Linked DNA regions of Homo sapiens: region 2 is linked to region 1. The links are chromatin loops, found by intact Hi-C in ENCODE. Cell type or tissue: B cell. All regions are shown on one strand. Links, peaks and the distances in the headings refer to the core of each region. The heading gives the core; the rest is flanking DNA.

Region 1 (8,351 bases), core at 1,465-6,464:
GACAGAGAGAACTGCAGAGGAGTCAGTTTTTGGGGAAAGGTCAGAGCTCAGTTTTTGACATATCAGTACCTTTCTGGTGGATCCAGTGCTGTGTGAGAAGGAGTCCTTGCAAGAGCCTCAGCCAAGGGTTCCAAACTATGAATAAGTAGTTATTCAGTGAGTCAGTCTATCTATCAGAAAATATTTGTTGCGCACTTACTGCATTCCAGGCAGTGTTCCAGGCTCTTAGGCTACAATAGTGACTAAGTCAAACCAATCCTCTTTTGTTATGGGCTTACCTTTTTGTGAAGGGATACAGAGGTAAAAGGTAGATGGTAAAAGATAAGATGGATGATAAAAAATAAGAATCTAGACCTTTATTCTCCTTATGTTAGTCAGCTATCCTTTGGTTATGAGCACTAGAAGACGGATGGATGGATGGATGGATGAATATAGATGAGTAGATGGGTAAGTGGATAAAGATATAATATGATATAATATGATAGATATACATGAGATGATTTCAGAAAGTGCTAAGTCCTATGAAGAAAATGAAACAGAACGAAAATAAATACATTTTAAGAAGAAGGACCCATTGTGGAAGCTGCTTTAGGCAGGGTGGCCAGGAAAGAATTATCTTAGAAACTGATACACAAACTGAGATCTAAATGACAAGGAACAGCCAGCTACAGCGAGATCTGGGAGAAAATATTCTAAGTTTAAAAGAGACGAAATCAAAGTCCTGAGCTGATGGTGTCCTTTGTGTGTCCAGGGCACAGAAGGAAGGCCAGTGAGGCTGGAGTGTGGTGAATATGGGACAGAGTGGTAGGAGGATTGGAAGAAGATACAGCGAAATAGGTAGGCAAGCGTCAGATCAGGTAGGACCTTCAGGCTGCAGGAGAAGTTTAGATTTTATTACAAATGTAAAGATAAATCACAGGAGGGATATCAACAGGAGGGTTTCCTAAGCTGATTTGTATTTTTGAAGATCTCTCCCATAGCTTTGTGAAGACTGGCCATATAATGAAACAACAGAGAGAAGAGAGGAACTGCTGGGCGGCTGTTGAAGTGGGTTGTAGCACTGAGATAACAGTTGTGGGATTTGGCAGCATATACTAGAGCCACTCTAGCCAATACAGTAGCTACGAGAGTGCCACATGTGACTCTTTCTATTTACATTTATGTTAATTAAAAATAAATTAAATTTTCAGTTTCTTAGTCACACTAGTCACATTGCAAGTGCTCCACAGCCACATGTGACTTGTGGCTTTTGTGTTGGACAGATATAGAACATTTTTGTCATCACAGGAAGTTCTACTGGGCAGTGCTGCTGCAGTGGTAAAGCCACAATGTCTCCATACCAACTAGCTGGAACAGCTGTAGATAAAGACAATGCAAGATTTTCACATCAGATAGATCATCAGGAAAGCAGAAACAGACCAAATGCTTCAGATTTTTTTTTAATCTAAAACAGGCAAAAGTTGATGTTGGTTTGATATCTTTCTTCTCCTATTTCTGTAAGATTATTGGATTATCACAGACTGGTGCTTTCTGACCTCCACAGTCCATATTCCTTCTGTATCTAGCCTTTTATCCTGATAAATTCCTAGTAAGAACCTAGACCTTTATTCTCCTTAGTCAGCTATCCTTTGGTTATGAGCACTAAAAGTCTATTCAAACTAGTTTAAATATTAGAAAGAAGTTATACATGTAAATATATAACTCATAGAACCCAATGGCTACATAATGGGGTATCATAGGACCTGCAGAGTTGGGAGATACTAAGAATTTCTCATCTCTGCTTCATTTTTCTGTCACAGATGAGCTTCTCTACTCGTGCACTCATCACGTAAATCAGAGCAGTACCCAAAAGTGGCCACACCCTTTGAATCTATATAGGTTTCTAGTTAAAGCACTGACACTCATTAATTTAATCTACTTAATCTAGGAGTTCCTTTTTAATTCTGAAAAGAGACATGGATTTCCTGAGCTTCATCTGGTGTAGTTAGCCATGGCATGGCTTGGGGAGCTTCTGGTACTTGGGGTTACATTTCAAAGAGGAGGTTCTCTAGAAGGTGGTGTGAATGAAGAAGAAACAGCAGTAAAGAAATGACTGCCATTTTTGCCAGTGTCCTGTTCTTACTCAGTATTCATGGAACCTAGTGAAGATTATACCAAAGCTACAACAGGCCAGACAGGCACCTATTAGTTATACATGTATTTAGCAATAAGCTTGGCATTCTAGAAGACATGAGTCCTATGCTGTAGGTATTTACTAATTGCTAGACATTCCTTAAGCAGAATCCTTACCTTCAGAGGAAGGAACCAAAAGGAATAAATCAGGCAATCAACCTTTGACTAGTGTTATTACAAGTAAAGGGAAAAGACTCAGAAAACTGGTAATTTCACAAAAGTATTGAGGGAGATAGATGTTCTTGTATCCATGACTACTCAGGCCTTCTCTGGTTTCATCCCTAATTCCTTGCTCTGAATTCAGATGGCTTCTTGCCATCTGACAAGATCACCTATGGTAACTTCTTGGTGGATGCTCATAACTAGAAGCTTGAAGACACAGGCTGTGGTTTCTTCATCCTTTATCCAAAGCACAGTTTCTGGCATAGTAGATGTCCCATAGATGTTAAATGCATGGGTGGATGGATGGATAATGATTAAAGCCTCAGTTGAAAAGTTTGGCATTCTTATGAATTCTGCTTAGTCCCCCTGGAGAGGCCAGATCCTCTTCTTCATCCACATCTTTATCCTTTTTTACCAGTCTTTTTCAAGAGCAGGGAATTTGTATTGGTATTGAGGACTTTGACATTTGTATTACATGGGAAAAGCAAAAGACTAACAAGGGGATCATGTTCACATTAGCCTGAGGGACTGAGTAGTTTTCAGTATTCAAGCTAAAACAAAACACCTTTCTCTAAGGGTGTAAATGCAGCTTTAATTTCAAAAATGTGCTTTTTCTTAGAGGCAGAGGGAGTTAAATAGTTCATAACAAAAGGTGAGGATTCCTGGTATTGAGTTCTAACGGTAATGACCATTACACAGGTTTTTGATTTGTGCTGGATTGTTGCTGAGCATTAAGGACATCCTACCAAAGTCCAGGAAACTGCTAATTAATCCTGCAGGAGACTGCAAAGACACACTTGCCATTCATCCAGCAAGTGCTATTTAAAAGCCTGTTGTGAGCATCTGAGTGCATTTGGGCTAAAGAGCTCATGGACTAGACGCAACAGGAGCTATACAGACTACCAGTGCACCACCAGCGTGCACCAGAATGCATGTCCCAGCAAACAACTCTCAATTGGCCAATTTGCAACAGGGCACCCTTTAGCCTCTTTGGCCCTGGTCATTTCCTTCCCACCCTGCCCTTTTGGAGGCATCAACATTGAGCTCAAAACATGTTCAGTGCATTCTTTGCAGTGTACCATTTGTACCTTCAACAGCTAGGCTGACATTTGTTAAGGTAATATAAGAATGCAGCAGATAGACAGGAAGCATGAACTTCGGGTCAGTGAATCCAAAATGCTCTCTCACTACAGCCTGTTTTCTGCACAGCAGGCTGTGGCTCTAATGACTGTTTCTCATTGAACTCCTAGAAGAGCAGCAGTCTCCCTTTCCTTCAGTATCTTGCCTGTTTCTCCTTGGGGGACAATCAGCCTCTTGTGCTTTTTTCATTCTAATGCAATGAGCCTCTAAGAGTTGGCCTCCCAAGCTCTTTGGCAGTAAATGCATCTTGAAGATATGAAGACACAAGCAGCCACCTCAATAAGGAAGAGATACAGAAATGTACTGTGAAGTTTCATGTGACTAGATTCAGTTCAGTGAGCATTTACAGAGCATCTGGGCAGGTGTTCAAGGTAGTGAGGGGGCAAAACCTTTTGAGAGCTTACTACAACCTGGACACCAGCACTGGAGCATTACCTGAGCCAGCTTAATTCATACTTCCCCACTCTGTGAGGACACACTAGAGGACACACTACAGTCTGAATTTTAGACACAAGAAATGGAGAGGTTCAACAACTGGCCCAAGTCCCACAGGTAGAGAAGGCTTTAAAGCCAGGACCTTGCATCTATATCGAAGCCTAAACTCATTCCACTTTTCCACTGTGTCTTCCTGAAGCTGAAAAGGCACAGGAGATAAGGAGGAGACCACCCCTCATATTGTCTTATGCCCAATTTCTGCCCCCAAAGAAAAAAAGGAAGTAAAAACTAAAAGGCAGAAATGAAACCCACAGGCAGACAGCCCGGCACCACAGCCTGGGCCTAGTAAAGATTGGCCCCTGACCTAATTGGTTATGTTATCTATAGATTACGTTGTATGGAAAAGCACTGTGAAAATCCCTATCCTGTTCTGTTCCACTCTAATTACCAGTGCAGGTGTACACAGCCCCCAGTCACGTACTCTCTGCTTGCTCAATTGATTAAGACCCTCTCACACGGACCCCCTTAGAGTTGTAAGGCCTTAAAAGGGACAGGAATTGCTCACTCAGGGAGCTCAGTTTTTGGAGACGTGAGTCTGCCAATGTTCCCAGCTGAATAAAGCCCTTTCCTTCTACAATTCGGTATCTGAGGGGTTCTTGTCTGCGGCTCGTCCTGCTACAGAGAGATGTAAGTCCAATCAACAAGTGATGGGTATACACATGTAGTTTAACAGAAAGAAAGGAGCAGAGCATCCCAGCAGGAGTCTAAAGAGGGAGGAAGTTGAGATAGGAGGGGCCTGAGTTTGAGGCTCAGTTCTGCTAATCTCTTGCCTTCCTACAAGGCAGCGTGGAGGTGAACCTGAGTGCTCTGTGAGCTGTCCCCGCACTTCACAAAGCCTCCACCCTATGACGCCAAATTCTCCCTGCACTTAAGGCTCCACAGATGATCTGCCTATCTCTCCTCAAAAGCTTCACCAATTCTTGCATTTTTAACTCAACAAGCATTCATTTAACAATTAATATGCATATTAAATGCATGCTTCCTTTTAAACACAAGTGTTCAATGTCAAACATTTTATTTGCATGTGTGAAATAAAATATATCCAATTATTCATTAAGCAGTATCTTCATAACAAAACAGAAGTGGCTAAAATAAAGAACCTCTGTACAAGTGGTTATTCTCCAGCTATTTTAAAAGTTTCAAACAAAATCGTCAAGACATATTACTAAATGAAAAAAGCAAAAACAAGATACAGAACATTTAATAAGCTAGTGTGAGTGTGTGTGTGTGTGTGTAAAACACAGGAGACCAATAACATTGATTGCCTCCAGGAGGGAACTGGATAGCTGAGGAATAAGAACAAGAGGAAGACTTTCACCATACAGAAGTGCTTTCCAAGCTACCTGTGAGGGAGAAGGACCAATATTTTTCCCCTCATTCATTACAGACCAGTGCATGGTCCTATTACGTATGTTTCTATGCAGATTGCTTTATGTACCACTTACCACATGACTTTGACAATGTTCAAACCCATTTATTCCCTTTTCCTGGGCTAAAGTCCACTGGTTTTACACTTGGACGTAGAGAAAATGTCACATTGCTACAGAAGTTTCTAACTCTTACTTTTTACTCTGAATTTCTGTTGTGTACAACAAGAAATGAATGTGTACAATGTAGTTTAACAAAAAAGGAAGGACCTCACGTGAAAAAAAAGAAAACAGTTCCCAGAAAGGCACTGCCATACATCCTCCTGCACTTTTGACTTTGAATATATGATCTTTCCGGAGGAATTTGCTTTATAAAAAAATTGCCAGGGAAACACCCTTAGCAGAAGTGAGGACAGACTTGAGGATCTTCAATTCCCTTGGATGCTCTCTTGCAGCATCAGCTATCAGCAAAAGTGTGAGACTGTTCAAGTCTGTCTGTGGCTCTTTCACCACCTTCTGTAGTAAACAAGATGCTCCATCCAGTCCTTTCACCTCCTTTCTGGAGGAATCTTATGGTTCCTTCCTCTGTACTCTCTGACACTTAATGTGGAGGCCAACTCACTCTTATGTAGGTATACAGTCCTAATACAAAAATACACTATTTCCCTTTCATGTAAACAGAGAAATTGAAAATATAGTTTTCCAGACTGAAGGAAACAAAGCCTCAGGATTGGATATCAGATTTGAGTATTTTCAGTTGGCCACAACTTACAGCTGGTCAGCTCTCAGGAAGAGTGCATGAAAAATCCTGGGAGTGGGGTCAGGAGACAGGGGTTCTGTAGAACGTTCATGGTAGGTGTGGCAAGAAGTTCACAGGAAGGAGACACTAAAATTGGAGATTAAGGTAAATGAGGCTGGCCATTTCAGGTTCGTGTAATTCATTCAAGTAGTGATTAGAACTAAACTGTGCTAAGTCATCTTAAAGATCCGAATAGTCACCAGTTCAAACGTAACCAGGCTGAATATTTTAACAGGTCTAAAGAGGGAGAACATGTCTATCAGAAGCACAACACTGTGGAGTTCCAGGGTCATCTAAGCCATGACCAAGGGAGATGTGTCCAGACCTGAGGACAGAACCTACCAGGTCCTGGTGGCACAGCTGTTCCTGCTGCAGAGATAGTAGTATCAACCTTGAACTACTGCTCACCAGCACAGAGCTCATCCACCCTGTTCTCACGACATATGGATTAAGCAATCTGTTAATACAGGTTGCACCACCATGTGTCTTTGCCTACGGGAGAGAATGTGTTGGCTCTTCTGTTATATGTCTCATTATAAATTACTAAGCTGGCTCTGTAGTTTATATTCCAGGCTCTTATAAACCTAGATAATGTGAATCTATTCTGGCCATACAGATCTACTTTTGGTCAAGAGGAAAATGAAAGTGAATGAGCATATGAGGCTAAAGAACTGACCATGGGCAGGGGTTATTCCAACATGGCAAAACTACGTGAGGCCTTGTGGCAGTCGGGTGGCTAAAGACTGGGAAGCTGGCCTCACAATGCCTCTCTCTCAAAGTCCTCATGTACTTTTGGTAAAAGCAGAAGCTCTAGACATAATCTTGAGGCTTCTGTACTGGTTTTGATTTGGCATGGCTCAACAATGAATAATTGCAGTATGTCTGACATGCAGTTATACAGTTATAATAGTTGTAATTAATGACCAGGTTAAAAAGGCCCCATGTCAAAATGGCCAAGATAAAAAGCCATATACTTTGTAAAACCTGCTTTAAATTTAAAAAAGTTGAGATAATCCATGTATATGTTTCAAATTTTAACATGTATTTTTAAAGTACTGTGAGAAGTCTCCCACTCTTGCCTTATTTGCCAAGTTTCCACAGTAATCCCTGTGATTAATTTACTGTCCATTCGTGTAAATAGTTTGGCATACTCAATCCAATAAAATATATGTTTTTATATATTTCTTTTTTTACACAAAGTCCCATGCCCTGTGCTGTCTTTTGCATATCGTGATGATCTTTTGTTAGTATATCTTGGGTGATTTTTCCATAGCAATACAAAAACAAAGTTTCTTTCAGGAAGTCATATCATTCTTGTAGTAAACGAGGTAAGAACACAGGATTTGGCATCGGACAAACACAGCTTCAACAGTTACTATTTAAGTGCCTTAAGTGGGTTTTTTAACTCTAGTAAATTTTAAATTTCTAAATCTACAGAACGAGGAGAAAAATACCCTGTTTACAAGGTTTTTATTAGGTCTGAATATATAGGTGGAACCCTTCCCATGTTGTCATGCACAGGGTCATAGGAAAGAAGAGGAAGGAAGCAAGAAGGTGGAAGAAGGAAGAGGATTTCATAGTAGCCTTATTTTCAGGTTCCTGCAAATCAACCAACTGGGCACTGGATAGATGAGTTTCCTCCAGTGAACTTCGGTGTCCTCATTTTTTGTTGTTATTGTTGTTGTTTGTTTGTTTGTTTTTTGAGACAGAGTCTCGCTCTGTCACCCAGGCTGGAGTACAGTGGCACAATCTCGGTTCACTGCAACCTCTGCCTCCTAGGTTCAAGGAATTCTCCTGCCTCAGCCTCCTGAGTAGCTGGGATTATAGGCACGTACCACCACGCCCGGCGAATTTTTTGTATTTTTAGTAGAGACGGGATTTCACCATGTTGGTCAGGTTGTTCTCGAACTCCTGACCTGATGGTCCGCCCACCTCAGCCTCCCAAAGTTCTGGGATTACAGGCATTAGCCACCATGCCCAGCCTTCAGTGTCCTCATTTCTAAGCAAGGAGAATTAGATTGGACAGTTTACAAAGCATTTGTGGTACAACTGTTGCAATTTAATACCGTCAAGGAATTCATTAAGCTTGCCACTTTAAAAATATAATAATATTTAAAATATTTATATATTTCTTTAATGTGCATTTATGTGCCTGCTATATAAATATTTAAGATATTTAACGTGCATTTATTATGTGCCTGCTATATAAAAAGGAG
Region 2 (7,311 bases), core at 700-5,699, 380 kb after region 1:
AATCAGAGTTTTTGGGGATAATGTTCAACCTCCTAGGACACGGGGTCCAAAGAACAGTGACTCAAAGTGAACTGTAGAGCCAGATTTCATGGGTTCCAATCCAAACTCTACCTCTTACTAGCTCTGTAACAGGCAGATGACCTACTGTGTCTATGCCTCAGTTCCCTGATCTGTAAGGTAAAGATAACAATAGTAGCTACTGCCTAGGGTTTTATGGAGACTACTTGAAATACACATGTAAAGGGCTTAGAACTCTATCTGGCACACAGTAAGGATTCAATAAGCACTAGTTAGTTCTTAGCTGCATTCTTCCCACTGCCTAGTTCTTACCTCTGCTCCCAACCACCTTTGGCATCATTCATTCAAATGGATCTACTTGCATTTCTTCTAGTCAAGTCTATCATTTCATCACCCATGCCTCTGCATATGCCATTATTTCTTCCTGGAATGCCTGTTCTCCTTCTTCCTCTAGCTGACTCCTCTTGTTCCTCAAAACTTGCTCCAAGACTACCTTCCCTCCATCCCAGAGCTTTCTCTCCCTGCCCCCAATAGGATTTGGAGGATTATACTTTCTGTTCATTGAATTTGATACATTATTTTATAATTACCATTTTATTTGCCTATCTGACTCAAGCTTGTCTGATTCTTAAAGGCAAATGACATGTCTTATTTGATTTTATATTCTTAATGATGAGTACAATGACTACCTTAGAATCCACACTCATCCACTGTTAACTGAATGAACAAATGGTCCCTATGGAACATCAGTAACAGGTACCCAAACACACTTAAATTTGATTACCTGCACTTGAAACAAAACAGTGACTTTTTCCCGAGACCCGCATGCCTTGTGTAGTTTTTAATAGATTGCAAATAAACTTAGCACAGGGAGACGTGATCATGTCCAGGGAAATGATCAGCTCTGAGAACCACCAGTCTCTGACAGTGAATAACTGCTAAATCTCCAGAAGGTTTCTACTTCTGCCTGTCTCTTGATTGTCCTGCTCTCTGGAATAAATCAGACAGTACAATACAGGAATTTGAATAAAGTAGCCAAACTGTGCAAAAGTGATCACAATGGAGTAGAAGTGCATTATTCTGTCTCTCAGAATTAGCATATTTCTAAGTAGTGAGTCTTAAATGAGAGAAGACTTTGCTTTTCTTCCTGAGATAGCCTTCATTAATTCTTCAGAGTGAACCTAATAAGTGACGGTAGAGCAAACAGGGGATAAATGGTACGTGTAAGGACCTCCCCTCAAATTCAGTCTCTTTTTTTTATTGGATACAATTGCTCTGGGTTTAATTTGGGTTCTGAGCAAAGTGTCACTAACTCTCTAGCACAGCTTCTGTGTTTGAGGGTTAGATAAGACCAAGAAGTGGGGGCTATAAGAAGAATTACTTGTTGGATTACTTTGACCCAACAAGGGAAGCAGCATCTCAGCCCAGAAGTGTTCAACAATAGAAAGGCCACCCACAAAGCACCAAGGAGATTGGCTAAATGTCTGTGAGGAAACTCAGGATAATTCTCTTTCACCTTCGAGAATCTGATTTTATGATGGTGGTAGAGATTTCATATTTAAGGTGTTTTGAGAGCTTGGTGAAGACACAGTAGGGGTTGCGTAAATGATTGTTGTTCCTTTGAGGTTGAAGGGAACATTCTGGACATCTCAAACCATTCAGTTGGCAACTTACTACAGGGCTCATACATAGACAGTGTCCACCTACTGTCCATCCCCCCACACTGAAAAGTGATGCTGGCCACTCACTGAAAAGGCTGCCGTGAAAGCAGCAAGTTTAGAATGTCATCTGAATGCGTCTTTGTGAACCACAGGAAGATAGGCATTCAGCAACAAATCCTTAAGATGCTTTCAAATGAGAAGGAAGGCCCTGCCTCAAGACAGGAACCTCTGCAGATATCACTTATCCTAATCTCTCACCCCAAAGTGAGAGACAGAAATAAGGACACTGACAGTAAAACCTTAAGAGTTTGTTTTATTTGGGTATCAACACACACACACACACACACACACACACACACAGTGATCAAATATTTCAGTCAAATGCATGCAACTCATCCAGAGAGCTCAAACACTGAGTTATCCAAATGTTCCAATGCTAGTTACCCAAACGAACATTATGGAAAAGGACTTCAGAGAGAAGAGTCTGAACAGCAAAACTGAAACATGTTTATAGTGTTAAAAAAAATAAAAAGCTGTCCACCTCTTTTATTTTGCATTTGGATAATGCTTTAAACTTTCCAGGATCCTCTGATAACCACTCCACCCTCACGATGGTAAGATCAATGGCAAATGGATTTATCTCCCCAGTTGATCCCAGAATGAAAAACAGAAACAGAGTGTGTGCACAACTGACACACAATAATCTAGCCAGCCCTTTCATCTTGGGCTCTTCTCCACGTATTATTACAAAAACAAATTATGTAACGAAGCACACAGTTGTGTGGCTTGAGGCATTTATTAAAAATAGGGCCTTTATGAAGTCTTTGTGTACTTTACATATTTAATAAACTTCAAGTTCATGTCACTTAGAATCAAACACGTGATGAAATTTGAAAGTAATATTATTACAGTTTATGACTTCTAATCTGCAAATGGGAGGCGGTCCTATATAGCTTTGTGTTTAAGAATATGAACTTTGAAATCAGACTAACTGGACTTCAAACACTACCTCTTTTATATACTCTCTAGATGTCATTTGGCAAGTTATTCAACCTCCCCATGCCAGTTAACTCATCAGCAAAATGAGAACAGTAAGATTTACCTCTTAAGAGTTTTGGGGAGGATTACATATACATTTGCAGGTAGTAGGCTTAGATTGGTGCCTCCCATACAGAACTCAAGAGATAAGTATTATTATTTGATTATTCATAATCTCTTTCAATGATTGCCAGCTTTAGTTACTACAACAAAACAAAGTCCCTACCTTCCTTGAAAAGAATGTATTATGTATCTAGAACTGTTGGAATGAAAATCAAGAAGGCTTGAAATGTCACTTACAAGCTATGTGTAACAACTCACATGAGTTAGTTGTTAAAGTTTAAAAATTATGTAAGGGTTTCATGAAGCTTTAGGAATGGTCCCTGAATTGGTGGAAAGGAAATTCCCTTCTGAACTTAAAAGTCAAAAAACTTCAGAGGGAAGGAATCTTTTAGAGATCTACTCAAGGTCATATGAAAGTTCTTGGTTCTAATTCCATCCAGGCCACCAGAGAGCCAGGAGATGCCCATCCCCTTTGAAGCTTCTCATGCCTCCCTCCCCACCCCTGGCCACTATTACCACCCTACACCCTTTTCTAACCATAGATTTCTAAGTAAAAAAGGAAATTGTCTAAAACTGAAACTGCCTTAGTCTATTATTGGCTTTGGTGGCTGTGGGAAGAAAACGGAGTTGGAGGGGGGAGGTATGTTGATGAAAATAATCTGAGTCATCACTTCCTGGAAGAGGTGACAGCACACCCAGAGCCGCTGGGAAGTCAGGGGGCCGAGGGGGAGGAGGTCCCAGCTCTGCCACAACCTCACATAGCACCGGGAGGATGTCCCTTAACTTCTGTGGGTTCCTATTGGCAAAATGACCCTAAAGGCCTTCCCAGCTATATGCCCCTATAATTCAGGAAAGGTCCTGGTGAATAAACCATCAGTGCTATTCACTGTCAGCCTAGAAAACAAAATGAACCTGTGCTCCTAAAATATGAAAGCCGAATCTTTCAAGCAAGGGCAGGCTGGTTATGGTTGAGTCAAGACATAACTGCTTTGTTTCCTAACTACTTCCCCAAACCCAGACTCTGCCCCTCCACACACACCCCCCAACCCAGTTTTGCTACACAATTCCTTGGACAGTACAGGTAACTCATTAAGAACAGAGGCCCTGGGATAGCCAGACTTAGTGCAGGAATCACTTTATAGTCTCTCTTAGATGTGAAATTATATGAAATTATTCCCCAAACTGTGAGCAGATACAGATGATTACCAGATTTAGATGTTGAAAAGAAAAGAACAATAACAGCATCAAGATGGGAGTCTCACGTGTTGCAATCACCTGCTTATGTGTCTCCCTAGCCTTGGGAGAGAAAACTGGCCCCTTTTACATTTATCTGATGGTAACTCTATGGGCAGCTACTAAACCCTCCTTTGAAAGTAAACCCCCATTGCCAGTGACCATGTGCTAAATGAGTGAGTGAAGAAATGAATGCTGTGCATCCCAAATTAGGAAGCAAGGAAGGAGGGCACATTCATACAGCTCCTTGAACTCTGCACACACTTTGGCTTCTTGCAGTAATTTAATAATATTCTTGCTCATTCATATTCTTTCTTTCCACTTCCAGCCCCACCCCCACTCATTATGTAGTCTGACTGAATACCACTCAAAATATTTTCTCAATTAGAGGAGAAAACAGGAATTTGCCACTTGTCTGCCTCTATTCTGCTGCCTGTCAGCCTTCAGCAAATATTTCAATCCTGGGCCTTTGCCTGCTGCTAACCCCTGTCCTTTAACCCTTGACCCTGTCCTCTTCAAATCCTCTAGGCTTTACCTTCTCATCCTCCCAGCCCAGACACTCCACTCCAGGGCTGGTGTCACAGGCTACTATGTTTAACCACAAGAGGTACAGTGATGCCCCTAAAGCAATCAGAACAAGAGCTGTGCTTCTGAGATTTGCTTATCTGATCAAAAGATGCTCAGAAAAATTAACATATCACAGTGGATGAGAGACAATCTGTAAACAGACTCCCACTCTCACTTACCTATCTCTGGTCTTCAGAGCCTCTTCTCTGGTCTAGGCCAGCTCCCCTCCCCCACCCTATATCCTAACTCCCTTAAATGGGCATGTCACTGAGATTAGAGGCTCAGGGGTTGGCTGTAAGATGCAGAAATAAAATGGAAATCATGTCCGCTAGAGCAGTAAGATGCAGAGCTCCTCTTTGACTTTTCCCAACATTCACATTCAGCCAAACCACAAGATAATTTGCTTCTAAACCCCTGTCCCAACTTCCTCTAACCACTGCAACTTCCCTGGCTCCAGCTAAACCCCCAGCCCTGTGACATCCAACATTAGAACCACTGGGACTCATCATTTCCCCATCCTTGCCTGTGTCCACCAACATGTGAGCTGTGCCACTTCTGGGTGTTTCTGTGAGTATTTGAGAAAGGCGTGGAATATTTCAGGACTTTTTCGTTGGCAATGACTACTTTGCTCTCTGATAGCACTCCTTCCCATGTAATTAATAGTTCTGTCTCTTGGCTCGTTAAAAACGAGACCCTCAGGTCCCAGGCAGCATTATGCAGGGTAAATCATGTTTAAGTAACTGCATAACTAGTGGGTCAGTTTTATCTTTTGTCTTGGCTGCGACCATTATTTAGCTGGGTTCTCAAAATGCCCGGCAGTGAAGCTTTCATGTCAGGCCAGTATTGAAAGACAAATGTTTTCTCCCCTCCCCACCCCCACTGCCAGCCCCTCTTCTCTGAATGCTGCATGCACAGGGCAGCTGGGAAATAAAAGGCCCCTTTATCTGATTATCCTGGGCAAAGGCGTGGTAGGTTCAGGAAGGTTCAAGAGAGAAGTGCCAAACTGTAATAAGATGGGCCAAGCAAATAGTTGGGGCAGACTCCCATGCAGTGGCAATGACCGGCCACAGCAATTCAGTCTCCTGTCTCATTTTTAGCACTCAGCTTTGTGATGACTAAAAAGGGTGTTGTTTTTTTTCCCCCCGCCGACTGTCGCTGATTGCCATGTGATCTTGAACAAATCACGAGACATCACTGATCTGGGCTCTATGTCCTCATCTGTGAAGGGAAGACAGCTCTGATGATCTTCAAGGTCTCTTTCTGCTTTAACATTCTTTGTGTGTATCCATCAAGCAATAAAAAACAGTGTGACCCTCTCAAATAGCTATGGAGAATACCGCCTGACAGTATAAAAAGAGGACTTCTGAAGAGATGAAAGCAGCAACTTTCTTTATAGGCAGAGTTTGTCTCATATAAAAGGAAGTGAGAGGAAGAGAAGGAGAAGGAAAAGGCAAGATTACCCACTTCACAAAGGAGAAATTAAGGGGTAGGGAAATTTTGTCCAATTAACCCAGTTATGCCTAGTGTTCCATTATTGGAACACTAAGCTTGTGGGAGTTATTTATATCCTACTGCTCAAGGTCATCACCAAGGTCTGATTTTTCACACCCAAAAATTTTCAACCTCCAGCCTAAATGGGTTAAATTACCAATGTCATACAATTAGTTATTGGTGCTGTTAAAAATAAAACTCAGAAGGACTCCCATTTTTGTCCTAGATTCTAATCCTATTACATTATCCTTCCCATAGGATATTGTGATGATGAAAAGAAACGGTATTTGTGCTGTTTAATTTTTGCAGATTTGCATTTACCATTTTCTTTGGCCAATCTGGAATCCTAGAAGCCTACTAGAGAACCGTCCTGAAGACATGCCCTTCACAATCATCAGCCTTCTACAAGCACTCAGATGGGAATCCTTTAGTGACCATCAGAACCCAATAACCAGTCCCTTCATGAGCGTACTCCCGAATTTTGTTCATCCCATCCACAGAGCACGTGATGCTCACCACTGGAAGACAGAAATCATGGTGGCCATGCAGCCTTTAGACAGCTGCAGCACCCGAATACTGCTGCTCTGCAGGAGGGTCTACAATAGGTCCCCATAAACACTGTAGAATTAATTGAGACAAAACAACAGTATCTTTGACATAGAAGGATCCATTGGTAGCAAATACTACTCTAACATCTCCCTTAGCTTATAACAAGCTGCCCTAAATACGTTCTGCCTCTTGCTCACACACACCACCCATTAAGCACAAGAATTGAGGCAAAATTGTGTGAGAAGGTAGGGCAGCAGGGGACTCATGGGAAGGTAGGGCAGCAAGGGAAGGGGGCACAAAAAGGCGACCGGAGATGGTGACTAGGAATATCCCAAAATAATATAAACAGGTTCCCAGGATTCCTTCCTCTCCTACTGAGCTTAGAGCCCAGTCAAATCCAGGCCCCCCAAACATCTATGTCAATGTCATACCAATGCTGGGCTCTTTTCGGTACACACATGCATGTCCACGCAGATGCCCTCTCACATACACATGTCCAGATACCCTCTAGTTGGCAAACAAGTGACAATATGCAAATTATCAGAAGCCACAAAGATTTCACATGCATGTCCACGCAGATGCCCTCTCACATACACATGTCCAGATACCCTCTAGTTGGCAAACAAGTGACAATATGCAAATTATCAGAAGCCACAAAGATTTGCTTCGGTGGGGAGCCTGAACAAACAAG

Evidence for each region. A loop is a pair of places that touch in the nucleus more often than their neighbours do. Peaks named below come from ENCODE experiments on the same cell type or tissue, not always from the same donor. Only the 100,000 strongest peaks of a DNase experiment are listed, where the experiment ranks them.
Region 2: a loop joins it to region 1, with 5 times the contacts of the local background. A loop is called at or near these places in 2 of 110 quality-filtered maps.

Annotation. Positions count from the first base shown.
Region 1 is chr18:45,099,413-45,107,763 of GRCh38, reverse strand. The region is part of intron 3 of LOC105372091 (a long non-coding RNA gene); the gene reads left to right. Among named protein-coding and RNA genes, the nearest start is that of MIR4319, 130 kb to the right of the region's middle. RefSeq lists enhancers at 4,095-4,164, 4,245-4,294. In B cell, for the core only: no CTCF peak of the experiment used is centred there; DNase peaks (open chromatin) are centred at 4,013 and 4,113; H3K4me3 peaks cover 2,142 bases; H3K27ac peaks cover 5,000 bases.
Region 2 is chr18:44,721,915-44,729,225 of GRCh38, reverse strand. The region is part of intron 2 of SETBP1 (SET binding protein 1); the gene reads right to left. Among named protein-coding and RNA genes, the nearest start is that of SETBP1, 45 kb to the right of the region's middle. RefSeq lists enhancers at 3,523-3,712, 3,843-3,892 and a silencer at 7,076-7,125. In B cell, for the core only: no CTCF peak of the experiment used is centred there; DNase peaks (open chromatin) are centred at 3,565, 3,745 and 4,742; H3K4me3 peaks cover 1,574 bases; H3K27ac peaks cover 4,835 bases.